Linked DNA regions of Homo sapiens: region 1 is linked to region 2. A link is an interaction called in ENCODE POLR2A ChIA-PET data of the cell type or tissue named here. Cell type or tissue: HCT116. All regions are shown on one strand. Region 1 overlaps PRKCB (protein kinase C beta). Region 2 overlaps CACNG3 (calcium voltage-gated channel auxiliary subunit gamma 3).

Region 1 (5,000 bases), 200 kb before region 2:
TTGCTGGGATTACAGGTGTGAGCCATTGCGCCTGGCCGGTTTTTTAAATGTCTCAGTCTAAAGTTCAATATTCATCCCCTAGCCCCTAAGCCATGTTTTTAACACCTCGATAAACGATGTGCTGACTTTACCTAAAATGTGTCCAGTATTCCTTCTGAGATGGAAAGATGCTATTTTGGGGGTAAATATGTTGATCTTTTCCAGAAGGAGTCCAAGACAGCTGATGATAGCTTTTGCTTGTTCTCTATAGAAGAGCAAGTGATGGCCGGGCGTGGTGGCTCACGCCTGTAATCCCAACACTTTGGGAGGCCGAGGCAGGCGGATCACGAGGTCAGGAGATCGAGACCATCCTGGCTAACATGGTGAAACCCCGATACAAAAATATTAGCCGGGCGTGGTTGGTGGCGGGCGCCTGTAGTACCAGCTGCTGGGGAGGCTGAGGCAGGAGAATGGCATGAACTCAGGAGGTGGAGCTTGCAGTGAGCCGAGATCATGCCACTGCACTTCAGTCTGGGTGACAGAGCAAGACTCCATCTCAAAAAAAAAAAAAGAAGAGCAAGTGATGTGTTTAAGACACACCTCGAAGCTACTGCCATAGAATGTGTGACCATGGTTATGGATTTCATAAGGGGCACCCTAAGAGGGAAAAATAATCTGACCCAGATGGATCTTCCGAGGCACTGTGATGTCGTGCCTAAGAGTGCAGCCTTGGGAGGAAGACAGAGAGGGTTCAAATCCCGCTCTACTGTTATCAGCTCTCTGTATACCTTGGACAAGTCACTCAACCCCCTCAGCTGTCAGGTTCCACATCAGTAAAATGGGGAAAACAGTAACACTCACATCATAAGGTTCTTGTAAGGATTCAATGAGATAATTCATGTGCAGTCCTTAGAATAGTGCTTGGCTCATATAGTAAGAGCTCATTCACCGTCAACTATTATTATTTAATCTATTTTCTATCATATTTTGGAATAAAACATTTTGGCTTACTAAAAAAGAACAAAAAGAACATGTATTTAAAATCAGTAGGCAACAGTGAGTCAGTGAGGATGTTCTGAGAGTAGGAATGACATGATAAGATCTGCGTTCTGGGAAGATTAATTTGTCTGAAGCTTATAGGGTGACCTGAAAGGAGACGAGGAGGGGAGGGAAATCTGTAAGGAGGCTGATGCAACGGTCTAAGCTGCTTTGTGCAATATGGCAGCCACTAGCCACGTGGGGCTGTTTAAATTTAAATTAACGAGCTTGGCCTGGTGGCTCACACCTGTAATCCCAAAACTTTGGGAGGCCAAGGTGGAAGGATTGCTTGAGGCCAGGAGTTTGAGACCAATCTGAGCAACATAGCAAAAACTTGCCTCTACAAAAAATAAAGTTAGCCAAATGTGGTGGGATATGCCTATAGTCCCAGCTACTCGGGAGGCTGAGGCAGAAGGCTCACATGAGCCCAAGAGGTTGAGACTACAGTGAGTCATGATTGCACCACGCACTCTAGCCTGGGTGACAGAACAAGACCCTATCTCAAAAAAAAAAAAAAAAAATTTAATTAAAGAAAATTAAATAAAATGCAAAACTCAATTTTTCCAACACAATAGCCACATTTCAGGTATTCAGTGGCCTCATGTGGCTAGTGGTTACTATACTGGACATCAAACACTTCCATTATTTTAGAAAGTTCTATTGGACAGTGTAACTGTAATAGGTTCACTGCCCAATGCATGCAGCAAGTCAATACACTAAGCCACTGAGTTGCAGCAGAGAAACAGGTTTAATTGTAGGGAAGAGACAGGAGGAAACCTCAAATCCATCTCCCAGAGGAGTCTGGGGCTAGGATTTTTAAGGGTTTTGCAGTGGGCTGAAGTGTGGAGATTGTTGATTGGTGGAAAAGAGCAGGATGGAGTCATGGGACAGGGAGATAAAGAAGCTGTGTTCTCTTGCTGATTCAGTTCCTCTGTTTGGGGTCTTTAAACTGGTTGGCATCAGCTATTCTGCTGGAATTCAGGATCTGTTTAAGCAACTCTTAAACAAAAGCCTATGATTCTAATGTCAGAAATCCTATCTGTAGGAACAACGAGGTTGCAAATGGTCAGTATCCAGTGTTACCTGACTTTTAGTTGCAAGGAAGTGGGTCAAAGTTAGCCTGATTAATGCTGAATTGTAACTATATTTCTGTCCAGAATTCTTCCTACCCTGGTGAGGCTGGCTTCAACAACACTGGTCAAAAGCAGTGGTTTTCATACATGAGTGTCACATCAGAGTCATCTGGAAAGTGTGTTAAAATACAGGTTGCTGGGTTCCATCCTCAATTCAGCAGGTCTGAGCAGGGCCTGAGATCATGCATTTCTTTTTTTTTGTTTGTTATTATACTTTAAGTTCTAGGGTACGTGTGCACAATGTGCAGGTTTGTTACCTATGTATACATGTGCCATGTTGGTGTGCTGCACCCACTAACTCGTCATTTACATTAGGTGGGAGGAATAACATTAGGAGATCATGCATTTCTAATGAGTTCCCAGGTGATGCTGACGCTGCTAGTCTGGGCCACACCCTTTGAGAACCACTCTCTGAAACAGGACTTCTCAGTCATGGTGTGAGGGAAAGGGGAGTTGTTTGGAGCATGTGAAAAGCCTTATTTATATGCCCCAGTTAAGCCCAATTGGGATTTGGACTCAGCCTCTTTCCAGGATTGGCAGTTGTTGGCAGATGTACAGGAGTGCTTTTGGCTTTTCTGGTTAAAAGAGGTGAAAGGTGGGGCTAATTCAGAGTATGGAGATCAGAGGGGTGAATCATGGAGCAAAAAGGGGGCCTTATCTGCTTCTTCATCCATTCTCTCTGTCATCCTGGAGCTCAGCTTTTGGGGCCTGATAGGGAGAAAGACGAGACAGAAGCTTTCAGAACTGAGAAGTCAGAATTCACTGGCTTTGTTCCTCACTAATACCTTGACAACTTTCTCCCTAAGGCAGTGGATGACTCACGTCTAGCTGCATGGTCTGGGGGGAGGAGCCTCAGGGTACAAGTGACAGAATTCAATGAAGTGCAAAGTGGGAGAAACAGGCACTTCAAACCTCAACGTATTACCTTGCTACAAGTGTGCCTTTAACTCACTGTTTGAGTCACAGAAGGAAACAGCATAGGGCTTGCTCTCAGGGAGCCGGAGTATAGCATCTGCTGATGGCCAGGGTCACTGGAATATTTGCCTCTGTCTGGGCAGAGTTTAGAATAACAGGCAGAGGCATAGGGTGGGGGCTGTGCCGGAACTCTGTCTATCTCATCTGTGTACCCTTTTATAGATGGTCATCGGATTTGTATTTGCATCTCAGTGTAGTCAGACATTCTTCCAGAACACTCCAGCAGTGCTTCTGTGCCTGCTGGAAAATAGCTGCAGCTCTCTCCTGAGGCAGCTCTTCCCACAGTCCCAGCTGCTCCCCTGGGATCCTCCTTGGACCTCCCCATAGCCTGGCAAGTAAACTTAGCACCTGGGCATATCAGGGGGCCTCTAGGACCCTGTTCCAGTACTGAGCACAGCATCAGTACTGGTTAGCTTGTGCTTGGGCTGTGCCATTTGGAAGTATTTTGAAGATGCACATGCACGTGTGTGTGTGTCTGTGTGTCTACGGTGGTGAAGAATGGAGGGATGTGGGATGGGGCAGATTCAGTAGATGCCTTGAGATATGGATAGTTTGGTAAAATTATGATAATAAGAAAATGGAAAGGATGCCAGTTTCCTTCCAGCTAGTTAAGACCCATTACTTTACTCATTGACCCACCTAACCCATCCATCCATCCACCCATGCATTCATCTCTCCATCCATCCATCCATCCATCCATCCATCCATCCAATCCATACATTCATCCATCTAATCCATCCATCCATCCACACATGCATTCATCTCTCCATCCATCCATCCATCCATCCATCCATCCAGTTCATACATTCATCCATACATTCATTCATCTGTCTAACCCATCCATCCATCCACTCAGCCAACTCATCCATCCATGTAATCATATATCCGTTTAGGATAAATGTATCCAGCACTCTCTTTTAGTGCTTCTGTGTGACTGAGGATGTTTGACAATGAAAGGAGGAAGCATTCATCTGCTGGGACCCCTTCTAACAGATGTTTTCTTCTCCCTTCATCCCTGAACAACAGTAGGAGAAACAGGAAACTTGTCTTCAAATGGTAGCCCTTTTCCCTGACTGTCTGAGGATCATGGTCTGAGAATGTGCCTCTCAGTTTTTAAAAATCCTTGAATTCCATGATTCAGTGATGTAGTTAATGTAGACAGGGCTCTTCTATCAAAGCAGGGAGCCTATTGAAGATATGAGAAAATATGCACTGTTTCTCTAGAGAAGGGAAGTAAACCCGCCTTCCTCAGAGCTGGGAAGGCTTTTGTCCCAAGCTTCTGAAAATTAAACCCATCACTTAACGTTCTCACTGAGCAGATTGCGGGGCTTCTGGCCCTATGCTGCTTGGGTTGTGCAGAGCTGCCGACAGACAGTTTTGATTGAATGTCCAAATTAAGCTGCCAAGCAGCGACTCTGCAGCTCCAGGGACTCCATGTTAGTATTTATGTCACATCTTTAGAAATAATCACATTGCAAAGCAGCACCCAGAGCCATGTCTGCAGCCGCTGCAGCGTGGGAGAGGGGGCTGTTGAGCACCTCCTGCCTCCATGCTTCATGCTGCATTTACTCAGCACCCAAGCAAGGGTGGGGCCCCATGGCACGCCATCCTGGTTCCTGTCCCGAGGATATGAGTGAGGAATTGGTAAACCTCGTCTGTCCTTCTTGTTTTCACTTAACTTGAGGCAGGAGGTGGTCTCCAAACAAGAAGTAAAGCTAACTTATTGGATGCCTGACTCCCAAACCATCTGTCCTAGGCAGACAGAAAGACCCTCAGGGCCAACCTGAGGGGAACAGATGTTTATGGGGGGCAGGTTTACTCTTGTTTTTCCAAGCTGGGCTGAAGAGCTCCTCTTCCATCTGCATCAAGCCCTGA
Region 2 (5,000 bases):
GTAGTCCCAGCTACTCTGAAGGCTGAGGCAAGAGAATCGCTTGAACCTCGGAGGCGGAGGTTGCAGTGAGCTGAGATCACACCATTGCACTCCAGCCTGGGCGACAGTGCGAGACTCCATCTCAAAAAAAAAAAAAACAAAAAAAAAAAACTCAACCTCTACTACCAGATTGCTTGGGCTCAAATCTGAGATCAGCCACATATGGCTGTGCAACTCTGACACATTACTTAACCTCTCTGTGTCTGTTTCCTCACCTATAAAAAGGGGGGATTGTCATTATACCTACTCATAGGGTTGTTATGGGTACTTAATATTTGTTCAACTCTTAGAACAGTGCCTGGCACATGTAAGTACTAATTTGGTGTTGGTTATTACCATTTTCCTGGGATAAATAGATTGGACAGAATCTACTCATCTGCATTGCTCCACCAACAGCAGGGAATCACTCAGGTCATGGTTACCACTGCTCTGTTAGTCCCCCAGAATCTTTAGGAGCCTTAGGGAAGACTGAGGCAAAGCCAGTGATGCAGTTGATGGAGCCCCTACCATGGAACAAGATTTATGGCATATGATGACAAATCTTGGGCCTGACTTCATACTGGTTGATGAAGGTAGTCAAAACCTTAAGGAATAGATGTTCTAGAATATCCCCGAGATGAGCTACATCGGGGAGCCATTAGCACTTAAGTTAACAACAGCAAGCGCCTACTGAGTGCTCACATACATCATCTCACTTTGTCCTCCCAAGAGCCTCGTGGGACGTTAGACTCGTTTTATCAATGAGTAAATGGAACTCAGAGAAGTAATTGTCCCAAATTCTCGAGACAGTAAGTGGTAGAGGTAGAATACAAACTTAGGTATTTTAAATCGGAAAACCGCTGTCCTCAATCCTGATGTTATAGCTCAACATCCTCAAAGGGTGGTCTATTAATTCCTAGGATAAGAGGGGGACTTCCTAAGATCCTTTTAAGGGATTGGCAAGGTTGAAACTATTTCAGAATAATAATAAGATATGGCTGGGCAACGTGGTGCACATCTATAATCCCAGCTACTCAGGAAGCTGAAGTGAGAGGATTGCTTGAGCCCAGGAGTTTGAGACCAGCCTGGGCAATACAGCAAGACTCCATCTCCAAAAAAAAAAAGATATGATTTGCTTTTTTCAATGTGTTAAAATTTGCACTTATGAGGCAAAAACAATGGTAGGTAAAACTGTTGGAGCCTGACCACAAAGGAAGGCTGTGGCTCAGTACTCATTGTATTCATCACCACTCACTTGCAGGGGAAGAAAATGCTAGCCTCACTTAAAAATGTCCCTGATGAAGCCATAAAGAGGCATCAATTTTATTAAATCTCAGACCTTGAGTGCTAGATTTATACAGTCTGAGTAACCAAATGAGAACTATGCATTGAGTACCTCAGCCAGAGTATGCTAGTGGTCTCAAGCAAAGGCACTTATGCGACTGAGTTGCGAGCTGAACTAGCTGCTTTTTTCCATGAAACACCATATTTACTTGAAAGAATGACAGGTAAATTATGGTTATTCAGGCTTGGGTATTTGGCAGACATTTTCTCAAAAATGAGCTAAGTGAGCCTGTCACTTCAAAGAAAGCAACTGACAGTATTTGTTGCCAAGGATAAAAATTCAAGGTTTCAAGTGATAATTATGATTTTGGAAAACTTGTGTCCCTGTGAGCCAATGTGATTTGTTTTTACACTGTGTAATGAAATGTGCCAAATTTAGAAGACCTGCATAACTCAGTGAAACAATACTTTCCGAATGACCAATGAATGATGTTACAAAGTTATGCCTGGCTAAAAGACCCATTCAACGTGCAGGATTAGAAAAATGGATTTTCATGTAGTAGAGCATGAAAAGTTAATATGGTTTCAGATTCCACATTGCAACTAGCCTTTAAGGAACTACCACTTGTCGAGTTTTGGTGTAGTATCAAAGAATATTCACAGTTATTTCAAAAGCTATTCAAATACTGCTCTATTTGTCAAACTTGTGTGAGGCTAGGTTTTCTTCATAAACTTCAAGTCTAACAACAGTGGGCAACAGATCAAATGCAAAAGCAGATATAAGAATCTATCTCTCTTCTCTTGAGCCAGACATTAAAGAGATTTTCAAAAGCGTAAAAACAATTCTTCTCACTATTTTTTGTTCTGGAAAATATAGTTATTTTTATACAAATATTTATGTTAACATGCAATTGAATTTATCATTATTTTCAAATGAATTTTAAAATAACTATTTCACTATTTTAGGGGGGTTTTAATTTCTGATATAGGAAATATTAAATAGATACAACCCACATAAACAAAAGTTCAATAATTTGCAAAAGTGTAAAGGAGTCCTAAGACCAAAAAATTTGAGAGCCTCTGCTACAGCTGTATTTTAATTCTGTTGACTAACTTCATATAGTTGAGGAGAGAAACTAAAAGAGCTATTTCCATACTTTCATCAGAAGATTTCCTTCTAGTTCTGTCTTTTCTTCTCCAGTGGGAAATGAAACAGTCCCTTGGTGGGTTCTGGTATCTTTTTGACTTCTCTTTAGTTGCAGCTAAGCTAAGTCATTGTTCCACCATCACTGGGATGGAAGAGGCAACATGAGATTTCAGCAGGCACTGAAAAAGGTGTCTTTGATTAAAATGCAACCCTGCTGATATAAAGTTGGACAGAGCCTGGAGGATTCATAGCATCTTGTGTCTTTGTTCATGAAAACTGACAAAGCTTAGCCACCACTCCACAAAAAGTTGAGATCTGTGGTGATATTCTTCATATGTGAGATGAAGCAAAGTGCAAAAAAACTGAGATTTTTGACCAAGTTTTTGGTGGATTGGAATTTAAATGTATAAATTTTCCACCTTCTAACCTATAATTAAAGACACTGTGGGTGAGGATGGAGAATTTGGGAAATGGAAGGGTCTAGTGGGCAATCACTGAACAAACATTTATCTTGGCCAGTGCCAGGGCTTGGTTCTTGGAAATGGAGAAATGGGCACTTGAAGGGAGGCTGGATTATGTGGCCACGAATGTTTTTGTTTGTTGTTTGGCCAACCTCACATCCATTCCTCCTTTTTCTGGTCAAAGGAGGGGTTGCCATGTCACCCTGTCCTCAGTCCATGTGGTTTGGGTGGAACTGACTCCAGCCTAGCAGGACCAGCATATGACCTAGGAATGACCTTGAGGATTATCATTCGGCATCTGGAGTTTATACTAAGGCAGTAGCTCTCGACAGGAACATTTGGTAATGTCTGAGACACTTTTGGTTGGGGGATCAGGGAAGCACAACCAGATCTAGCAGGTGATATCAGGGACGCCGCTAAACCCCTTGCAATGCGCAGGACAGCCCCTACAACACAGCATTACCCAGTCCCTAATGTCAGGAGTACCGAGGTTGAGAATCCTGATCAAAAGGTAAAGGGAGCTGAGTGCGGTGGCTTACACCCGTGATCCCAGCACTTTGGGAGGCCGAGGTGCGCGGATCACTTGAGGTCAGGAGTTCGAGACCAGGCTGGCCGAAATGGTGAAACCCCGTCTCTACCAAAAATACAAAAATTGGCCAGGTGTAGTGGCACATGCCTGTAGTCCCAGCTACTCTACTCAGGAGGCTGAGGCAGGAGAATCGCTTGAACCCAGGATGCGGAGGTTACAGTGAGCAGAGATTGCACCACTGCACTCCAGTCTGGGTGACAGAGCAAGACTCCATCTCAAAAAAAAAAAAAAAAAAGTAAAGGGAAGCCATGAAAGAGTTTTAAGCAGAAGAGCAATAGGATCTAAATTGATGTATGTATGGTATTTGTTTGTTGTTGTTTACTTTTTATAAAATAGAGATGGAGATCTTACTATGTTGCCCAGGCTGGTCTCCAACTCCTTGGCTCAAGTGATCCTTCTGCCTTGGACTCCCAAAGTGCTGGGATTACAGACATGAGCCACAGCACCTAGCTAACTGATGACTTTAAACTGTGGTCAGGTCCCAGGTAGAAACAGATTTTTGAGACGTAAGAAGGGAGCAGGAGATAAGCCAGTGGGCTATTGCAATAACTTTAGAGAGAGAAGACCCTTGGAGTATGGAAGGTAGTATGATGTGGAAGGAGGTATGATCTGGGAAATGCACATTTGGAAATCATCAGTGGTAAAAGGCAGAATCTTGAATGTGAATAAGAGCTTCCAATAAGACTGTAAAAAATAAGAAAATAGGACCAAAGACAGAGCCTTGGGGGAACATCCATGCATAACAAGTAAAATAATAATAATATCTAACACTGGGCAGGGCACAGTGACTCACACCCGTAATCCCTGCATTCTGGGAGGCTAAGACAGGTGGATTACAAGGTCAAGAGATTGAGACCATCCTGGCCAACATGGTGAAATCCCATCTCTACTGAAAATACAAAAATTAGCTGGGTGTGGTGGCACATGCCTGTAGTCCCAGCTACTTGGGAGGCTGAGGCAGGAGAATTGCTTGAACCTGGGAGGTGGAGGTTGCAGTGAGCCGAGATTGCACCACTGCACTCCAGCCTGGCGACAGAGGGAGACTCTGTCTAAAAATAATAATAAATAAATAAATAAATAAAATCTAACACTGTTTGAGAGTTTATGTGCCAGCTTCTATGCTAAATAACTTACACGATTACATCTGACCCTTTTTAACAACCCTTCATATCTCCATTTCACAGATTAAAAACCTTAGGCACAGAGAGGTTAAGTAACTGGCCCAAGGTCACACATGGAGCTATTATCTGAGACAGGATTTGAACTCAAATGATATAACTCCATGGCTTTCCTTCTTATCTACCAAGCTGACTCCTTGAATGGAGAAAAATCTTCCAAAAGGAAAATTACCTCTTAAGAGCTGAAAGATGAGCAAAAGTTAGAGAGATGAAGGGATGGGTTGTTGTCCCGGGAAAAGGGAACAGCAAATACCAAGGTCTGGAGGCTAGATGGAGCATAAAGAGAGCCTAGGACAGAAGCCAAAACATACAGTAATGGCTGG

The links. ChIA-PET counts read pairs that join two places held together with the same protein. Peaks named below come from ENCODE experiments on the same cell type or tissue, not always from the same donor. Only the 100,000 strongest peaks of a DNase experiment are listed, where the experiment ranks them.
Region 1: POLR2A ChIA-PET joins it to region 2 with 6 read pairs; 2 of 35 experiments call an interaction of 5 or more read pairs at or near these places.

What each region holds. Positions count from the first base shown.
Region 1 is chr16:24,073,598-24,078,597 of GRCh38, forward strand. The region is part of intron 5 of PRKCB (protein kinase C beta); the gene reads left to right. Among named protein-coding and RNA genes, the nearest start is that of MIR1273H, 130 kb to the right of the region's middle. RefSeq lists enhancers at 1,918-2,730, 2,731-3,543. In HCT116, no CTCF peak of the experiment used is centred here; a DNase peak (open chromatin) is centred at 2,984; H3K27me3 peaks cover 2,482 bases.
Region 2 is chr16:24,274,064-24,279,063 of GRCh38, forward strand. The region is part of intron 1 of CACNG3 (calcium voltage-gated channel auxiliary subunit gamma 3); the gene reads left to right. Among named protein-coding and RNA genes, the nearest start is that of CACNG3, 20 kb to the left of the region's middle. In HCT116, no CTCF peak of the experiment used is centred here; no DNase peak of the experiment used is centred here; H3K27me3 peaks cover 931 bases.